Linked DNA regions of Homo sapiens: region 2 is linked to region 1. A link is a loop called in an ENCODE intact Hi-C map of the cell type or tissue named here. Cell type or tissue: psoas muscle. All regions are shown on one strand. Each heading gives the region's core, and the rest is flanking DNA. Links, peaks and the distances in the headings are about the cores only.

Region 1 (10,546 bases), core at 3,336-8,335:
CAAGGCTCCTACTGGCACCAGGCCTTTTGCAAACCTCCTCTCTGGTCATCCTCAAATATCTCTGCCTGGCAAGTATCATGAGTCCTGCTCTGGGTGCTCAGGGGGCAGCTACCTGTCCAAGGCCACAGAGCCAGCCAAGAGCAAAGCTGGGATTCGATCTCGACCTTTTCCAAGACTCCTCCCTTAGAATTTTCCAACCCAGTTTTCCACCTTCTGCATGGAATGACAGGGAACATGGCTATCAAAATGGTTTCCTTATGTCTGAGAACCGGAGCCTGCTGGTGCGTGATCTTGAGCTCCAACATAGACATAGTCATATATACTAGTCACATGGCCTCCTGAAAGAGGGCTGCTGGTCATTTAATGAACTGATCCAGGCAGAATGAGGAAAAGCATCCCCAGGGCCACTACCATGCTGTCCTTCAACCTCACACGTGCCAGCTTCCCTCGTGGCTCCAAGCCCCATGGCTTCCCAGCAAACACAACTCAACCTCCTCACAAACACATTCTCTGGCTCCACCGGACCTTGGGCTCACGGATTCAACACCATAATAATACTTCCCTGGAGGCGAGGAAAGCGCACTGAAGCAGCAGACAGTTCTGCAGTATCTGCAGGAACCTGGGGTGGACCGGCGCCCCTGTGACCCGGCAGTCCAGGAAGTCGGGCACCCTTGACTCTCACAGCATCTGCCACTGCTCCATCCGGGCGAGCTGAGACATTGCCCCTTTTATAACATTTTCATCATGGCTAGAAAGCACCGGGTTATGACAAGAGGGCAGCATAAGAAGGCTGATCAAGAAGGGGAGATGAGAGGACCAGAGCAAGCTGACAGTGACCTGTACCTTTCAAATTAGCGACTTTGATTGGGAAGCAAATCTGATCATATATGCACATGGAAGCCTGAGAGAAGCCTTGCATCTTCACATTTAAACCCCAGAAGTCGCAAAGCACTGTGTGTTTTTACTTAAAACGTGTGACAGGCAAGACCTTTCTGAATGTGAGGATCGGAGAAGGGAGGATAGCCTGGTCCACGAAGGGCCATCAGATGCAAGAAACGAGTGTCGTGATGTGAACAGCACCTTCCCTTGTTGTTCTTATTTATATTTTATTATGAGTTTATTGAATGTTTTCTTGTAGGTTGCCTCAAATCCTTTAGGGAGCAAAGCAATGCAAAATAAGTAAATGCTTTGAATTAAAAGCACTGGAGCGACAGCATTCCAGGGACAGAAGTGAGTGTTCAGGAAATCAGAGGGGGCTTTGCACAGAGACCCCACCAATATCATGCAGCAGCGGCAGCTCCAGTCTAGGCATGGCTAATCTTGCTTAATGCCCACCAGGCACCTTTCTGCACTCCATCCATCACCCAGGCAGGCCTAGGTTCCCGGGGACCACCTCCTTCTTCAGCTCCCCAATGAACCTAGCCCTGTGCTGTAGGGAAGGGCCAGGGGAAACAGAGAGGAGTGTTTCAGGGCTCTGGAGCCAGACCACCTGTATTCAAATCTTTATTCTATTTCTTCCTACTGCGTGACCATAAGGATGCCTCATTATTTCTTGTGCCTGAAATGAGGTCAATGCAGCATCTGCCTCCACAGGGTAGTTTTGAGCTCAAGGATGGGAAGCGCTGAGCTTCATGCATAAGAGGAGCTCCACAAATATCAGCTCTAAGCCTAAGGCCTGGTCCCCAGGAGCCTGCCCCGACACTGGGGAGGCAGGAACGAGACTGTGTGGGAACTCAGATGATACAGGGCCACTGGGTGCGTGGTGTGGTCTGGACTGTGGATTCTGTAGGATCTCAGGGCAGGGAAGGGTTGGAAGGTCTCAGGAAGTCTTCATAGGGGAGGAAGGACATGGAGTGTCTCAGAGAATGAACAGGACAAAAGATGGCACTCCAGGAAAGGGGAGCAGCCTGCACAGAGGCTTGGAGAGGAGAATCGCTGGGGAGTGGGGAGAACTGTAAGGAATCTGCTGGCTGCGGTGGATGGGCTGTCGGTGGCTGCCCATGGGAAGGGGAAAAGACTGGCTCTGCAGGGGTACACTAACTCCTGTCAGGGTCACAGGGCCCAGCAAATGTGCCCAAACCTGTGCCCTGGGTGTTTGGTTTCTCCCTCCTGAATATGGAAAAACTAAGCAAACAGGCCAACAAGATTAATCTGCACAGACAGATGCCTCAAAGCGACGTGTGTGAGTGTGTGACCTGAATCATATGTAAATACTTGAAACAAGTGAACAAGAGAAGAATTCTTTGACTGATCCAAGTGACAGGGGTCCTGCAATTTCTGCCTTTCACTTGTGTTTAAAGAACTGAAATTCGGCCTATGCCAGAGAAGAAGGAACTCCTGGTTTTAGCAAAGACCACAATACTAGTACCCAGTATACCTTCAATAAATTCAGGAAGGAAGGAATGAAGGAAAGAAAAAAGGAAGGAAGGAAGGAAGGGAGGGAGGGAGGGAGGGAGGGAGGAAGGGAAGGAGGGAGGGAAAAGCTCTTTAATATTTTTCAAGCACACTCATCTTGTCTGAGAGTTGGAGAATAGTTGTAATTCTCATCAGCTGAAGCTGTTCTCACTGGTGTGTTAATATCAAACTTCAGTAGAAAATGTGGCCTTCCAGGCTAGGAACCTCCAAAGCTAACATTGCCAGGACCTTATTAGGAACATTTGAAACACTGAATTAAATCTTGAAAGAAGGGGAATTGGAGTGGCAGAGCACAGTGGGAAAGCTCTGCAACCCAAAGGAGAAACCCTGCACAGAGCCCCTGGTTTCCTGCCCAGGCCTAGCGAGTGGGATGGACTCTCCTTCCTTGGCCTACAGGAAGTACCCGGGGTTCCCAGGTCCAGCCTGACCATTCCTCAGGGGTCCTGCTTCCTCCCACCCTCCATCCCCAGGAGCCATGCTCCCTGTCTCTGCAGGGTGGAGTAAAGACAGCATCTCGCATTCTACAGGCCCCATCCATCCCTGCTGCAAAATAACACTTTTGACAATGCACAATCCTCAAGCACCTATTGTGTGCCTGCCCCTGTGCTAAACACTTTGCATTCATTACCTCCTCTGCTCCACATGACAACCCTCCTGAGAAGGTATTATTAGCCCTGTTTACAGATGGGGAAACTGAGGTGCAGAGAAGCCCTAGGTCATATCGCTGGAAGAGTCAGAGCAGGACCTCCCAAGCCTGTGCTCTCAACCCGCCTTGTACAAGCATCAGGATTTTTGCTGTATTTATGGTAGACCTGTGGTGTTGTTTACTTAATGTTTTTCTTTAAACAAACTCCCTTTTTTTTTTTTTTTTTTTTTTTTTTGAGATGGAGTCTCGCTCTGTCACCCAGGCTGGAGTGCAGTCGCGCAATCTCCACTCACCGCAAGCTCCGCCTCCCAGGTTCACGCCATTCTCCTGCCTCAGCCTCCTGAGTAGCTGGGACTACAGGCGCCCATCACCACACCCGGCTAATTTTTTTTTTTTTTTTGTATTTTTAATAGAGACGGGGTTTCACCGTGTTAGCCAGGATGGTCTCAATCTCCTGACCTCATGATCCGCCCGCCTCAGCCTCCCAAAGTGCTGGGATTACAGGTGTGAGCCCCCACGCCTGGCCCAAACTCCCTTTATTTTTTAACTTAAATACATTTATTTAAATGAGACAAGTGTATCACTATGGAATGTGTAAAAATAGTATCTATTGTCAAAAGTAAGCCGGAAAGAAAACAGGGAGCACAAGTTGCCAGTGAACACTGTCGCCTGCCAAAGGCGCGCCCTGGTCCTGCTCACTCTGCTCTGCATTCAAAAGGGAGTAAGAGCCAGAGGGTTCCCTGGCACCGAACCCCTCCTTCACAGATTGGCTGGGCACGGTGGCTCACACCTGTCATCCCAAAACCGTGGGAGGCTGAGGCAAGCGGATCACCTGAAGCCAGGAGTTTGGGACCAGGCTGACCAACATGGGGAAACCCCGTCTCTACTAAAAATACAAAAAAAAAATTAGCCGGGTGTGGTGGTGAGCGCCTGTAATCCCAGCTACTCTGGAGGCTGACGCAGGAGAATTGCTTGAACCTGGGAGGCAGAGGCTGCAGTGAACCGAGATCACGCCATTGCACTCCAGACTAGGCAACAAGAGCAAAACTCTATCTCAAAAAAAAAAAAAAAAAGACAGGATTGATGGAGATGCCAGAGGGATCTCTTTCTCACCTGTGACCCAGCACTGTAAGCACCGTGCCTAGACTCCTAATAGCATCCCCCAGGACTCATCCACCTACAGTGCCATTTGGCCACCAGTGGAAAATGTTTCTCCATCCTGTCCTGGAATTCCAGGGTTCAACGCCATGTGTCTACTGCCCAGGCCCTATGGCCAAGTGCTCGATAGTCAGGCTCTCCCTCAAAGTGACCCCAAGGCCCAAGACCACAACCAGTGTCCACGCACACACCCGAATATCATACCCTGAGTCCCCACACATCTGAATGGCACCACCGTCTGCAAAGGGGCCCACACGGGAAAGAAGGAAGCTGTTTCTACCTCTCCCTTCATCCCAGCATCTGCTGATATTCCCTGAAAAAGTGCCAGGCTGTGAGCCAGTTAGGCAGGAATCAGGCATCTCCACCATCCCTGCTCTGATGGAGTTCTCAGTTCAATGACAAATAATGGCAGTGCACCCCAGACAGCTCTAACTGGGCTACAACAAAGGTCTGGAAGACAGACAAGGAAATTGTTGCTTAACTTGCAGGGAAAGGGATTGGAGAGGTTCACAAAGGAGGTGACGCTTACCTAGAGGTTAAGAAAGCCTCTCTCCCAAGGCAGGAGGATCACTTGAAGCCAGGAGTTCAAGACCAGTCTGGGCAACATGATGAGACCCCATCTCTACAAAAAATTAAAAAATAAGCCAGGCATGGTGGCTTTCGCCTGGAGTCCCAGCTACTCAGGAGGCTGAGATGGGAGGATCGCTTGAGCCAAGAAGTTCCAGGCTGCAGTGAGCCGTGATTGTGCCACCGTACTCCAGCCTAGGTGACAGAGAAAGATCCTGTCTCTGAATAAAAAAGAAAAGAAAAGAAAGCCTCTCTCTTCCATCCCCTGGTGACTGTTGATACAGGGCTGTGGATCACTTAGGGATGCCTGGCCCCATTTTGCAAATGAGGAAATAGAGAGCCAGCAGGTTTCAGTAACACAGCGTCACACTGGCCCTCCAGATGAAGCTGAGGTTGAAAGTCAGTTGCCAAATCTGTTTTCTTTCCCAATATTCCACTGTTTCTCAAATGGGCACTCAGCAAATGTTCAATGACTTGAATCAAATTCCTACATCTCCAAACTGGGTGAAAAGCACTTGAATGCAGGAGTCATTTCTTGTACTTCTTTCTCCCCCATCAGCCTCCAGTTCCCCCAGTGCCATGCCCACAGCACTGAGTGTACAGCTCCCTGCAGATCAGAGTTGTTTAATAAAATGAAGGTGTGAGAAGTGTTAAGAGCAGGGTAAAGAACAGGAAGAAGAGGAGGATGCCACAGAATATAGCCCTCGGCTGCCTTCTTGCTGGAGAGACAATGACCAGGACCTGGGGCAGGGGTCACAGGTGGGCATGGGAACCCCTCTAGAAGGTTTCCTGGAAACGGTCATTTTAAAGATAGTTGTGGGCCGGGCACAGTGGCTCACAACTGTAATCCCAGCACTTTGGGAAGCCAAGGTGGGCGGATCACATGAGGCCAGGAGTTTAAGACCAGCCTGGCCAACATGGCGAAACCGTGTCTCTACCAAAAATACAACAACTAGCTGGGTGTGGTGGCGCATGCCTATAATCCCAGCTACTTGGAAGGCTGAAGCATGAGAATCGCTTGAACCCAGGAGGCGGAGGTTGCAGTGAGCCAAGGTTGCACCACTTCACTCCAGACTGGGCAATAGAGTGAGACTCTGTCTCAAATTTAGAAAAATAATAATAACACTAAAGTCGGTTGTGTGTCTTCTGACTGTGGCCAGATAAAGTGGTTCACCCCTGTAATCCCACCACTTTGGGACGCTGAGGCTGGAGGATTGCTTGAACAAAGGAGTTTGAAACCAGCCTGGGCAACATGGTGAGACCCTCATCTCCACAAAAATATTAAAAAATTATCTGGGCATGGTGGTGCGTGCCTATAGTCCCAGCTCCTCAGGAGGCTGAGGTGGGAGTATCGCTTGAGCCCAAGAGTTTAAGGCTGCAACAAGCTATGATTTCACCACTGCACTCCAGCCAGAGTGACAAAGTGAGAGCCCCGTCTCAAAAAAAGAAAAAAATAATAACTGTGCTTTAAGAACTAGATTGGGCTTCTTCAATACTATCCACCTCTACCAGGCCAGTAGCCAGCCACTGGGTTCCCGTTTCAGCACCTCTTTCAGAATCTGGGAGGGAAAAGTCATTGATGCAGAACAATCCCCTTGGGTTTCACGCTGTGGGAGAGAAGCCTTTGCCGAGAACCTTGGTTCCCCCTAGTGGCCATCAGAGGCAGTAGCACCCAGCCAGTATGGAGTCATTTCTTGAAAGCAGGAAGAGAGGCCTCTGGCCAGAGAAGGAGAAAGGTCAAGTCCAGCCAGCCAGGACCTCCGGGCACTGCTCCTGGACCAGTCCCCAGCCTGAGACAGCCCACGGCAGTCAGTGACAGAGGGAGGGTCTGTGCAGACACCCATGGAAAATTCATTAACTCAGAATCTGAATGTTTATGAATGACCTTTTCCCCCAAAGAACTTTCATAACCAATGCTTTCGATATGATCTGGAAGTTGGAAATTAACAACACTACTATTGACACAAAGTGGGCTTTAAAAGTGCTTCTTACAAGATTTTTCTCCATATTCCTGTATCTAAACAATTGATAGTTTTTAATAGCCATCATTGAACCAATAGCAGCCACTTATTAAGGCATTTAGCAGCGTTTGCCATCTCCTTTTGCCATGGAGGTAAGAGGGAAAGTTGTCTGGTTTTTAGAAACAGTGTTTGTTTTGTTTTGTTTTGTTTTGTTTTTTGAGACAGTCTCACTGTGTCTCCAGGCTGGAGTGCAGTGGCGCAATTTCAGCTCACTGCAACCTCTGCCTCCCAGGTTCAAGCCATTCTTCTGCCTCAGCCTCCCCAGTAGCTGGGATTACAGGCACACTCCACCATGCCCAGCTAATTTTTCTATTTTTAGTAGAGACGGGGTTTCACTATGTTCGCCAGGATGGTCTCGATCTCTTGACCTCGTGGTCCACCCACCTTGGCCTCCCAAAATGCTGGGATTACAGACATAAGCCACCACGCCCGACCTAGAAACTGTTTTTGAGGGCAATTTTGGTACTGCTATTCAAGGGCCTGAGCCTCCCTTGAATTTCCCCCAACTCCCTGCAGGCTGGGCAGGAAATATAGTCAGGACCTTGCCCCATCCTCTCTGTCCGAGCCAGGCCCACTCCTTCCTGGTTGAGGAGCTCCCAGGCAGCCCAGTGAGCCCTGGGCTCAGTGAATTGTGCCAGACTTGGGGCAGGGAACATCTCCATGGCAGTGGTGCAGAGTGAACCACCCACAAAACAGCTCCTTGAGGAGAAATTGCCTTTGGAGTTTCAGCTCCTTAACTGCCTGTGCACGGCCCAGAAAACCTGCCAGAGGGTGATCTTCATTGAACTAGAGCAGCAGCAGGAAGGCCTTTGCTGAAGAGGCACAAATAACCCTCGCCAAGGCCCTTCTCAGGACCCTGCTGCTGCTGCTGCTGCTGCTGCAGATTGAGGGAGGAGGCGCCCAGGCACTGGTGATGGGTTTTCGGAAAACAGCTCCCACATCTGTGCCTTACACTAACTGGGGGCCCAACAGCTGGGCTGCTTCCAGAGGCAGGGCCAGGCCAGCAGTAGCAATAAGAAGCTTTAGAGGTGATTCGGTAGACGGCCCAGAATCCTGAATACATGGGGCATGATTGCATGCCAAGCGCTTTCTTTACATGCATTGTGGCATTTAAGCCCCCCAAAACTCCAGTGACAGAGGCTTTTAGGAACCCTATGTGAGAGACGAGGAGACTGTGGCATGGAGACATTAAGGAATTTATTCAAAGAGCGAAGTTGCAGAGGCAGAAGCAAACCCATGTCTATGTGACCACACACGACTCCCAGGTGCCAAACAGGCAGTGTCCACTCTTCTACCTCCAACCTCACCAGCCTTGCCCCTGGTTCATCCCAAAGCCGCTCACCACAGCCAATGCACAACCACATCTGTTCCCATCAGACATGGGTCCCACTTGTTGCCATCCGAAGGGCACAATGTCTCTCTCCATGAAGCTCACCAGTTTGCCCCGTGCAGATGGTGATTGTGATCGTGACTATGACTGTGTTCTTACTCATGGCCGGTGATCTCTCAGCAGCTGCCCTGGGTGAGGGAGGAGATGCAGACAGAACCTCTTTGCCGTACCCTCTGCCTGCCTTGGGTAAGGACTGGACCAGCTACTACTGGAAAAGCACCCCATAGGCCTCATCCTAAAGAAACCCACCCTCATCCACCCTCTTAACAACTGCCACAGGTGGGTTCTGAGCACTTAATACCTTGCCCTCCCCATCCTCAAGTCCTCCAAAAGCTCCTCTTGCTTTCAGGATAAAACCCAAGTTTCTGACCTCACGTAGCAGGTGTCTTATGATCTCACCTTCTCAGCCTCTCCAAGCTCACCTCCGCCCTGCACCCTTCCACCCACTAGTCATGCCAGTCAATGTGCCCTTCCCTGCGACATTGTCCACTGTCACCACTCCAGACATTTACACGCAGGCTTTCCTCTCTTTACAATGCACTTCCTTTCCATGAAGCTGTCTGCTGGGAAAAAGCTATTCAGCTTGCAAACTCTGGCTCAGGGGTTTTTCCCCTGAGAAGGCTTCCGTGGGGTCCCCTCCCCACTAACCTCCAGGCACAGAAAAGGGTTCTCTTCTCCTGGCCGCTCTCCTCAACACCTAGTGCATCCATCTCTGTACTTCGCTCTCACCTCTGTATTTTCAACATTGGTGTACATGCGTTTCCCCTGGTCTGTGAGCTCCTGGAGAGCAGGGCAGTGCTTGAGCAAGTGCTATATTCTGGGACCCTAATCTGGCCTGGACAGTGATTGACACTAAAAGAATTGTGTTGATTGAGTGAGCAGGAAGAGGGCGTTGCAGTGGTCCAAGAAGGGAAGATGTGGGGAGGGTCTGGATGAAGTCAGTGGCACTGGAGGTGGCAACAGAGAGCTGCCCATTTGAATTGTTTCCATGAGGTGGGCATTCTAAGGAGTGTGGTGCCAGAGGCCCATGATAAGCTGGATGCTCAAGGATGAGTGACACGTGGGTGGGTGGACGGATGGAGAGGAGAGGACATCCACTCCACTTAGAGACAGTGATCTGGGGAGACCTTGGCAGCAGAAGGAAGGACAAAGAACATGAGCCCCTTCTGAGGTCCAGCTGTATTCTTGGCATCGTGCAGGCCAGTTACAGTCTCCAATTTCATACACCCAGGAATCATCGATAACCAAAAGTCAGGGGGCAGCAGTCAACTTCTGCTCAGCACTGACACCTTTAAGAAAAATCCATAAACAATCCGCAGACTGGGGAGAAAATTTTCATATCTAGAATATATAAAGAACCCCTACAAATCAATAATAAAAAGACAACCAACCCAATATTTTCAGTGGGAAAAAGATTGGAACAGACACATCACAAAAGAAAATATGTGAATGACCTAGAATTATGTGAAAAATAAGCTCAAAATCATTAGTCATCACAGAAATGCACAATAAAAGCAAAATGAGATACTACTACTCATACCCCAGAGTGGCTAAAATAAAAAAGACTAGCACCAAAGCTTGGCAAGGATGTGGAGCAATTAGAACTCTCCGTATTACTAGTGGGAGTGTAAAATGGTGCACCACTTCAGAAAATGTTTGGCAATTATAAAGTTAAACATACAGCCACCTGCAACCCAACAATTCCACCCCAATTATCAACCCAAGAGAAATGAAGACATTTGCCCACACAGAGCCTTGTACATGAGTGTTTGGAGAAGCTTATTCATTAGAGCCCAACAAGGCAAACAACCCAAGAGTCCATCAGTAAGTGAAGGGGAAACAAAGTGTGCTGTCCATCTATGCAATGAAAAATTAATCAGCAATGAAAGTAATGAACTACTGATACATGCGACAATATGGATGAACCTCAAAAACATTGTTCAGAGTGAAAGAAACAGTATTTATTGTTATATACATAATTCCAATATATAATACCATTTATACAAAATTGAAGAACAGAGCTTACAGGCTGGGCGCAGTGAGATTTACATCTGTAATCTCAGCACTTTGGGAGGCTGAGGCTGGAGGATCACTTGAGCTCAGGAGTTCGAGACCAGCCTGGGCAATATGGTGAGACCCTGTCTCTACAAAAAGTAGTTAGGCATGGTGGCACATACCTGTAGTCCCAGCTACTCAGGAGGCTGAGCACAAGGGATCACTTGAGCCCAGGAGGTTGAGGCTGCAGTGAGCCATGTTCATGCCACTGCACTCCAGCCTGAGCAACAGAGCAAGACCCTGTCTCAAAAAAAAAAAAAAAAAAAAAAAAAAACCACAGGTTTACATATTGGT
Region 2 (10,546 bases), core at 3,135-8,134, 280 kb before region 1:
TCTGCACAGCAATGCATTCTTACTGTTACATAAGGGAAGGAGTGCTCTACCAAGGGAAGCTCCCACATTGTCTTCTCCCATCAGCCCTTAAACAGACCCATTACCCCGATAAAAACCAAATGGCCTGTAATGCCCTACTGCACAATGCACCATGCCTCTAAGCCTTTGCCCGTGCTGTCACCTCTGCCTGTCCCCACTTCCTCCTGATGGCATTCTTGGCTTGCCTAGGTCCTAGGGATCCCCCAAGACTCAGCACGGGAAGTACCCCTTCTAGGAAGGCTACTCTAATACCTCCCACCTTGTGCTCTCAACACATGAACTCCTGAACTAAATGTCTTTCCTTATGGGCTCCCAAAATGCTTTCCTTTCTCTCTCATTGAATGAGATATTGTGACTGTTTCTTTCCCCTCATGGCTTGTAAAGGACAGGGACCATTTTATATTATATTAACACTAGGAATCATATAGCCCTTGTGCACTGCACACTGTATAATAGATGCTCAATAAACATGATGAACGAATGAATGAATGAATGGGGAATGAATGAGTAAATGAATGGGGAATGCTTATTAAGCACATGAAGAGTAGATGTGGTAAGTTGTAAAGTGCTGCCCCACTGCCAAGGATAGCCACAGCCAACAGTGGGTGCTTAATAAAACTTAGTTTGAATACAACTAAAAGGCCAGCCAGGACCCCCAGATGGCTGAGGGCATCCTGATGGTGCCTCCAGCCATCTGGACTGTGAACACCATTAAGCACATCCATCAATTCAGCAGCATCTCTGGGCCTCAGCCCAGAAGGAGTTCATGCACCCACAGCCTATGGTCCTGCAAGAATAATGATGAGGGAGGAAGAGTAATAAAGAGAGGACGGTGGAATAACTAAGCAGCCACCAGGACATTTACCGGAGCCAGGGGGAGCCCCTGGAACCTCAGACAGGACCTGGAGAAACGCATCTGCAGAAATCAGGAGGGCTTGTCAGAAACCAATGGCACACACAGAAGTCAAGGTTAGAAGGGACTGTTTTTCTCCCGATGACTTCCAGGTACTTCAGAGAGGGGCCATTACGATGATGCATAGCCAGAGAGCCCCTCAGGGAGACTGCCTCCTCTTGAGGACAAAATATTAAGCCATCGGTCAAATGTAAACACCCTCCCATCAGGAATCTTGTTGAGGATAAAGCACCGTGATTCTACATCATCCACAGCTTAAGACCTAGCAGAGGAGGGGAGGCACAAGGAAAGGTCATTGATGGAGGAGCTTAGGTTGGTGCTCAGGTGGAATGGCTGATTTTAGGAGGGCACAGCTGCTACACCATCATCAGGGGGCCACCAGGCTACAGTTCCACCCCAGGGAAAGGCACTGAAAGGGACAAGAATTTGCTCTGAATGCCCAGTGGCCACAAGGAGCTGATATGTATCTCACCCATACCAGACACTGCGTATTGAGTTCCACCCATGTGTTTAATTTTTGGGACCATGCTCCTCATCTTCACACAAAGAAGGGGCCAGCATACCCACTTTAGAAGCTTAGACTCTGAGGCACAGGGAGGATAAAACCCTGCCCTAAATGGCACATCTAGGAAATGTTGGGGGCCAAGATGTGAATCCTGCATGTGTTCCCAGTGTTCCTTGTCTGTCTTCTGCCCCACATCAGCTGTTTTCCCTGATCATTCTTTGTCCCTGGTGGTCAAGGCTAACCTATTCTGGCTCAGCATGGGTGGAGAGCCTCCAATGCACCAAGCACCCTATTCATTCTCTTGTTAGAACTTCATTGCTCTAGGCCAGGCACGTTGGCTCACACCTGTAATCCCAGCACTTAGGGAGGCCAAGGCAGGCAGACCACTTGAGGTAAGGAGTTCAAGACCAGCCTGGCCAACATGGTAAAACCCCATCTCTACTAAAAATCCAAAAAATTAGCCAGGCGTGATGGTATGCACCTGTAATCCCAGCTACTAGGGAGGCTGAGGCAGGAGAATCGCTTGAACCTGGGAGGCAGAGATTGCAGTGAGCCAAGATCATGCCATCGCACTCCAGCCTGGGCAACAGAGCAAAACTCTAAAAAACTTTATTGCTCCATCATTCCTTCAACACATATTTATTGTTCCTACTGTGTCCCAACTTCTGTGCTGGGCATGAGGTAGGGGAAGAGTGATGATAGCATCTCTGAGGCAACTCTAGCTTTTTAAATGTTCAGGAAACCTCGCTCTTCTGGTTGTTGGAGCAGTTCTGTGAAGTGAGAATGGCCATGTCCACTGGACAAGTGAGAAACTGAGGCTTAGAAGGGAGGGGGAAACAACTGTATGTTCTCTACATGCCTGATGCTGTGCACGGAACTCAGCCTTCTTCATTCTGTGGATGGAGGAACTGAGCCATGGAGGTGAAGCAGATGACACAGAGGTCATAACTTCCAGAACTGGGGACTCAAGCCCACTTTTCCTGCCTCCTCCATCCACCATCTCTCAAATATGGAATTTTTAATTTGCTGTCATGGACTGAACTGTGTCCCCTGAAGCCCTCATCCCCAAAAAGACTGCTTTTGAAGATAGGGTCTTTAAGGAGACAATTATAGTTTAATGCGATCATAAGGATGGGGCCCTATCCCATAGGACTGGAGTCCCTATGAGAAGAGGAAGGGACATCAGCGTGCTCTGTCTCTCCACGTACACAGAAGAAAGGCCACATGAGAACACAGTGAGAAGGTGGCTATCAACAAGCCAAGAAGGGAGACCTCACCAGAAACCAACCCTGCTAGCAACTTGAATTTGGACTTCCAGCCTCTAAAACTCGGAGAAAATAAATATCTGTTGTTTAAGCCACTCTGTGGGGGTATCTTGTTATGGCAACCACAGCCAATTGATACAGCCACTTTCAAGGACTGGATTTCTTTTTGCCTGCTGGGTTCTTTTACAGCCCTCTCGCCCCCTTGTTTTCCTCATATCATGGCCAGCTTATTTACTCCATCTTGATGACGAGGCTTTTACTACCATCCAGTCTGCATGTGCCACAGGGATCTGTCCCTATTCCTGGAGCCCAGAGAAGGAGACTGCCTGAAGCCTTTATCAGGCCTAGCCACTTACAGCAGCGATGGGCAAATCTCTCACGAAGAGTAGCGATGTTACCTAGGACTAAGGATGCTGAGAGCTGGAACAGTGGAGGGGGCTGGTCCCAGACCACAGTGTCACTGCCATCAAGGTGGGACCATTTCCCATTGCAGAAGCCAGCAGACTCAAGGTCCACAGGCCTTCTGCCACCTCCCAGGCCACACGGTCTACTGAAAACAGTTTGGACTTGAGAGCCTGACCTGAGTTTAAATTCTGTCTCTGCCACTGGCTGAGAGACCAGTAATCAATAGGGCTTTTGGCCAACATCCCAGCGCTGTCCTCTCAGGCATGTGGTAAGAATGATCTTCCCACCTCCTGGGAGCTGAGTGTGGCCATGAGACTTGCTTTGACCTAAGAAATGAAAACTTTAAGGACCAATGCATTTTTTTTTCCATTTGGCATGGCAAACAGCAAAGTTTCAGATTGTGTCTGCTCCATCATCCTGGGTTCCTAAATAAGGAAAATGAGAAGAAAAACGCATAGCTGTCCTGCAATGGGTACATCGAATGATCAAGAAATAAGTCTTTGCTTTCGGCCACTAAGATTCTGGGGTTATTTGTTACTATAGCATAACCTAGCTCATCTTGACTGCTACAGTGACACTGACTAAATCACAGCCTCCTTGAGACTCAATTTCTGCACCTGTAAAATGGGGACAACTGTATCTCATAGTTTTCAAAGTACCATGCTTGGTACACTGCGGGCCTTTGACACGTCAGCTTGCTCACTCTCTTCTCTGCACTGTTTTCCCACAAGTCCTTCTCATGATGGGATTAGACATTTTGAGACATAATTTCTTTAGGTCAGATGTTTAGGCACAGACATCTATGTGTTCCTAGCACCCTGTACTGGGCTGGCACCATGGCAGATAATCGGTAAATATTTATTATTAAGCAAATATACAATGATTAATCACTTACTGAGTGGTCGACTTTGTGCTGGCCACCAGAGACCAAAGTCTCTGATCATTTCTCTTGCCTTTCACCTTTCAGTGTAGGTATATTGTCTTTCTTCCCAGTCCAAGGTAGCACTTAATTCTAGCTCTCCTGGCTAGGTGGGCAAATCCCCTTCTCTCTTCTAGTAGTAGAATCCCCTCAGCGAGGCTCCTGCCTATCGATCTCTCAATCTCTGCCAAAACACTTTCAGCATTTGAGAGCTCACTACCTACAAAATGCGCTTCTAAAATTAGAATTACACGGCAGTAGGTTTGGCTCTGGACCAAGTCCATGAGCCCTTCCAGCAACCCTGCGAAGTATGTGTCATTGATGTCACCCCATCCTGTAAACAGGAAGCTAGGATACAGAAAGGAAATTGTCCAAGGTCACACAGCCTTGGTGAGGTATGACTGTAATTTTCTAGGCACACATGCATGGTATGCATGCGATAAATTTTATGGGTTGATTGACAGCTCCGTCCCTGGGAGGGGGTTTCTAGTGACTCCAAATCTCTATGGAACCCCAACCCCAGAATTTCCAGTTTGGCTTTTGGGAATCTTAACAATGCAAACAGCCCTTCATCTCTATTAGAATGTAAATCTCAATAAATGATTTCCAATAACACAGTCCTTGCCAGGAAAGGAAGCATTCACACTGTTGCTCGTGCATACTATAGGTTAATATTTCAGGATGCATTAAATGTATAAATGTTTAGAGAGTGGCAAAGTTCCAGTTGTGAGCCAAGTCACTTTACAGAAAAAAACGAGATGCTGAAGGAGAGTATTTTTAGACTTGGACCCAACCTGACACTACCCGTAAGTACTTTGTGTTCGTGGGCAGAGTATGCAATCCTGCTACTGATTTGCCAGGAAGGAAAATAACATGTTGGTTTCAAACAGATGTTCCTGAACCCTTGATGGAAGCTGATGACTTCAAGATGGGCTGACTACTTTGTGGCTTCTTTGGAGACAGTTGAAATTAAGATGGGATCTGGGGCATGACGGAGCACCACATTTGCCAAAGATGTGCTGGAATAACTAAGCAACAGACATGGGTCAGATTAGCCATGTGCTGAAGCCAAAGGCACATGCAGGAAACCGGAACATTTTCTTGGCCCTTGGAGGACACAGGAGGAATGCTGATGGGCAACATATTTTAAGTAAATATGAGATTGAACCATATAAAATTGCTGATATTTAATCTTTCTCGACCAAAAATATGGCACTTGGAGGTGTTTCAATCAGATATACACATAACCCCACATCCCCAGCAGCAGACACATAACTGTCTGCAATACAGACAATTGTCCACAATTTAGAACACCAGCCAAGTAAACTCTGGAGTTTCTGTGATGGAGTTAGACCCAGGTATTTTTGCCAAGATAGGAGAGGGAGGGGGGGGAAAGGCAGAAAAGCTATGAGTACACTCTGGGGGAACAGACCAGTTAAAATCCCAACCAAGCTGTCTGAGCCTGGCATCTGTCAGCAGCTGGCATCACCATAGTCCTAGCACCTGAGCTGTGGAGCAGGGAGCCCCAGACCTACAGACAAACTGACTGGGTTAAGTCCTGATTTTACTCCTTTCAAGCTTTAGTGGGTTGAATGCAGAGCCCCAAAAAGATATGTTCTTATCCTAATTCCCTGAACCTGTGAGTATTACCTTGTATGGTGTATTAGTCAGGGTTCTCTAGAGGAACAAAACAAATAGGAGATACATATATATATATAAAGGGGAGTTTATTAAGGAGTATTGACTCACACAATCACAAAGTGAGGTCCCACAACAGGCCATCTGCAAGCTGAGGAGCTAGGAAGCCAGTCCAAGTCCCAAAATCTCAAAAGTAGGGAAACTGACAGTACAGCCTTCAGTCTGTGGCCAAAGGTCCAAGAGTCCCAAAGCTGAAGAACTTGGAGTCTTGATGTTTGAGGGTAGTAAGCATCCAGCTTGGTAGAAAGATGGAGCCCAGAAAACTTAGCCATTCTAGTTTTTCCACATTCTTCTGCCTACTTTTTATTCTGGCCACACTGTCAGTTGATTAGACTGCCCACCCAGATTGAGGGTGGGTCTGCCTTTCCCAGTCCACTGACTCAAATGTTTATCTCCTTTGGCTACATCCCCACAGGCACACCCAGGAACAAAACTTTGCATCCTTTAATCCAATCAAGTTGACACTCGATATTAACCATCACATATGGGGCAAAAGATGTCCTTAAGTTAAGGACATTGAAGGAAAGGACTTAAATCCAATGACAAGTGTTTTCATATGAGACAGACACAGAGAAGAGAAGGCAGCACACAGGACAAGGAGGAAGCAATGCGACTGCACAGGCAGAGGTTAGAGAATTTGATGTGGCCACAAGCCAATGAGTGCCTGGAGCCACCAGAAGCTTGAAGAGGCAAGGAACAGATTCTCCCCTAGAACCTCCAGAAGGAGTACAGCCCCACCAATACCTTGATTTTATACTTCTGGTCTCCAGAATTGTAAATGAATCAATTTCTGTTGTTTTAAACCAATAAGTCATTTGTCACAGCAGCCACAGGAAACTTATACACGAGTCCTCTGCCTCAGTTTCCTTGTCTGTAAAATGGGATAAGAACTTCAGGAGATGGTGCACTGGAACACTTTAGCAAGGAATCTAGTATATACTAAGCACTCAATGAATGTAAGATGAAATAAGCTAACCACCACAGGGACAGAGAATTGCATCAGACCCAAGGAAACGAAGATAGTTGCTGCCGTGTGTGTGTTTGGAGCTTCAAAGATGTGAAAAGGTGCAGTGTTCTTGAGACCTGTCTACCTTGCCCCAGCAGTAGTTCCTCCAGTCACAAGTGGGAGCCAAGAGCCCTTCTCAGATAACTCAAACAACACCAGCAAAAACTACTTCTGTTAAAAAAAATTTTTTGAAAGTATTCAGGAAGAGTCCGTTTTCCTTACAGAACTGCATGTTGGACACAATTCAAGCAATCGGGAACCTGGCATTTTGAGCTTGTTCAACCATTGAAAAAGTATCAAAAATACAGTTTAAAAAAAAATAGCACACAGGGGAAGAAAATGGTTATTAAAAATGCTTAAGAGCCTTCCTGAACTTCAAATGGGCTCTTCACAACAATAATACTGATGATTTAAGGGAAAAAATGAATCAAGACTCTATTGATTAAATGTTCCTTAAATTATATGTGGGTTTTAAAATGTGTGGCAGTATGCAAAGCACGTTGGAGGTAAAATGTTTGAAAAATCACCCAAGACATTTAAAGAATTTGAATGTAGCTGCAGCTTCAGCCCCAGGAGGGAGTAGCCTGGGCTCCAGAGAAAAGAAGGACCATCAAGAGCATCTATGACCCAGGCCAGTAGTGCCTAATTCCAGAGCCCCGATGGCAAGGAGGGATGTCTGCTTCCTGCTGCCATGGCCCTGGTCTCCCTAACTCCCTTGTCATGGCTTCATATACACAACCTCAGCCCATCATTCATTCCAGAAACACGTCTTGAGCACCTCCTAGGTACCATGCCCTGTGCTCAGAGCCAGGGGAGATGCAGCACACAGGCTAATGTGGCCACAGATGTGAAAACACTCATTATGATTCAGGGGGTTGATAGCCACGAAATGAAGGACCCACTGGGATAGTCCCTCCCCCATCCAAGGAGATCAGGGGGCTTCCTGGAGGAAAGGAAATCGACGATGAGATCTGAAAGGTGAACCAGGATGCAGAGAGAATGCAAGGGAAGAGAGAAATTCACACAGCAGGCAGGGGAGTGGCACATGCAACATCCCAAGGTCAGAGGCACAGGGCATTTAAGAACAAAAGCAATGAAGCCAGGCCTGCTTCAGGGCCCTCCATCTGGGTCACCTGCTCAACCTCCCCTCAGTAGCCATGGACTCCACTTCCCACAAGACTCTGGGCTCTGCTTACCCAGTGGCTTAGTCTCTTAAATTCCTGAGTGAGAAACTCATCTTCCCTCCTCCCGCCAAGAATCCCACTGGCTCACCCCAGACCTCATGGTGGGGACACTCAGGCAGCACGCAGGGAGGCCTGAGGTACATATGGAAACGTCGCAGTTTGGAGGACAAAGCATCTCTCCAGCAACCTGGCCCTCTCTATGTGATGGGATTCCCTCTTCCTACTGCAAGTGGTGTCAGTTCACAAGTTCTGTCTACCCCTTCACACCTCCCCACCCCACCAGTGCAGGCAGAGCTGTGGTTTTCCTCTGCCTCCTCTAACCCAACCTATATGGAGCTTCAGAGGAAGAGAGCCTGAACGTAAAACCCTTGGGAACTGCTGAAGGAAAAGATGGAAGCCTGGGGGCCAGGATCCTTTCCTCCCCCATTAGTCCTCATTGTGAACAGGGACCATTCCCTCCTGGCCCTGGAAGTAGCCTCTGGAGGCCCAGCAATAGCCTGATGCAAAGGCAAGAGCAGCTCTCTCCCCTGGGCAACATTCTTCATGCACTATTAGGATCCCAATTCAACCCCTTCCACTATGAGCAGCACAAGAGCAGGGACCTCATCAATTTTGGCTTATCTTTGTTCCCCTCCAGGCGGCCCCATGCATGGCACAAGAAAGTGCTAGTTACATGCAGTGAAGGAATGCATGAATGCATAGACATCCTGGTTACCATGCACTGGACCATACATTATGGTCCTGAAGCTCACCATGACCTATGAGGCAGGAAGGACAGAGCCTCCTCAAAGACTCATTCAAAGCAGACTGGACCAAGATTTCACAGCAGTGAGAAGCAAAATTAGGAGAAGAGCCCAGGCCTCTGGGTCTCTGCATGCACACACCACCACAACCTGGGCCTCACTTTTCCTATCATGCTGCTGGCTCTCCTAATATAATCAACCTTTGGCTATATCAATCAGAGCACCCAGCAAGGCACCAAATGAGAGAAAGGGGAGGAGAAAGAGAAGGGAAAGAAGAAACAGCCTCAGCCCTTGAGAAGTTGGCTGGTGGTACTGAAGAATTACATATTTGATTTTAAGATATTATTCCCCCTTCTCTTCTCCTTCCACAAAGTAGTACATGGCCCATTTATATATTTAATTAGAGTGGATTAAAATTAATAACATCTTGAGTGGTTCCTGACCCTTCTTGAGATAATTGGAGACACCCTGGGTTGATAAGAAACCAGGAGGAAGAATTGGTGATCTAACCGACAGAGGCTGAACTTTTTCATGTGCATGTAATCAGTGCATCCCCTAATCACCCTCTGTATATCTTTTAACTAAGATAGGTATCCTTATGATGTGGAGTCACGTCCTGTTCCCCAAGCTGCAGAGCTGAACGCTTGCCCTGGGCAGGCAGAGGGTTTAAAACCTATCCTGCCTGCATTCATCAACCAACATGCAGCTCTCATGGATATTTTAACAGATGTTTTAACAGATTTGTATTGCATTATTTGTTTCTATAGGTACAGATATTTTTAAACAAACATTTTGAACACTTACTAGGTGCCAAGGAATGTGCTACATCTACTCACATCCATTAACACATTCATTCTTCATCACAATGCCCTGCGGGAGTGAGGGGTGGTATTATTCTCTCCCACTTGACATTTGAAGGAACCAAGGTGGAAGATGGCACAGAGGGGGGAACTAGTTCCACCCAAGACATGGCTGTCATGAGCACCTTCATCTCAGGCTTTGATAGGACTTGTGTGATCTCCAATGCTCATTGCTCAAGCTCTGTTCTCAGCACAGCAGCTACAGGCATGAGTGACAGGTCTGAGAGGGGTCCCCCAGGTTGTCTGAATATGTCTCACTTTCTCAAACCAAAGAATGAATGAGCAAGAGCTGAAGAATAAGCCATGACCACCCTGAGAAATCAGAGTGACAGATCCAGCCCAGCCAGGACCCCCCCTACCTCCCAGGCCTCTGCCAGCCACATTGCACACGATGGCCTGGTGGATGGGGAGTCAGCAGTGAATCCAGATCCTGCCCTGCCACTTCCTGTGGAGGCAGATGTGTGATCTTGGATAAGCCACCAAGGTGCACCCAGTGGGCACTTCTGCACTGATAAATGAGCAGGTTAATACCTGTCCAGCAGAGCTTTAATAATAACAAAGGCGTCATTGAGTGCCTGACATGATATTCATTGTTCTGCTGATGAGGAAACAGGTTTGGAGTCACATAGTCATACGGAGAAACCCGTCTGTTTTCACACCTCCTGACTCCTCACAATGCAGGGCACCAGATTTCCTGGCCCACAGGGAGGACAATGAGTTTTAAATAGTAATTGAGAAAGGAATTTTTGTACTTTCCTTTGGGTCTTCCTTAGAGGCCAGTAACAACCCCTTCCCCACCACCCCTGCCAGTACATCTCCACTCCAAGTCCTGATGCTTCTCTCCTTTTTCATTTGAGCAAAATGGCCCCATCACCCCCAAACCTCCCTCTCCTCCCTGCCTTCTGTCCTCCGAATGACAGATTAAAAGCACACCTGTATTTTCTGCAGTGAGGACTACGCTCATGAGTGGGACAGCATTTTTGGGTCAAATTAGGTCAAGTCCGATCAG

What was found. Peaks named below come from ENCODE experiments on the same cell type or tissue, not always from the same donor. Only the 100,000 strongest peaks of a DNase experiment are listed, where the experiment ranks them.
Region 2: it touches region 1 in a loop (3.0-fold over the local background); 1 of 110 quality-filtered maps calls a loop at or near these places.

Annotation. Positions count from the first base shown.
Region 1 is chr16:66,308,981-66,319,526 of GRCh38, forward strand. No RefSeq gene overlaps it. Among named protein-coding and RNA genes, the nearest start is that of CDH5, 52 kb to the right of the region's middle. In psoas muscle, for the core only: a CTCF peak has its summit at 6,442 (motif pointing left); no DNase peak of the experiment used is centred there.
Region 2 is chr16:66,031,993-66,042,538 of GRCh38, forward strand. No RefSeq gene overlaps it. Among named protein-coding and RNA genes, the nearest start is that of CDH5, 330 kb to the right of the region's middle. In psoas muscle, for the core only: no CTCF peak of the experiment used is centred there; DNase peaks (open chromatin) are centred at 4,318 and 5,069; H3K27ac peaks cover 2,685 bases.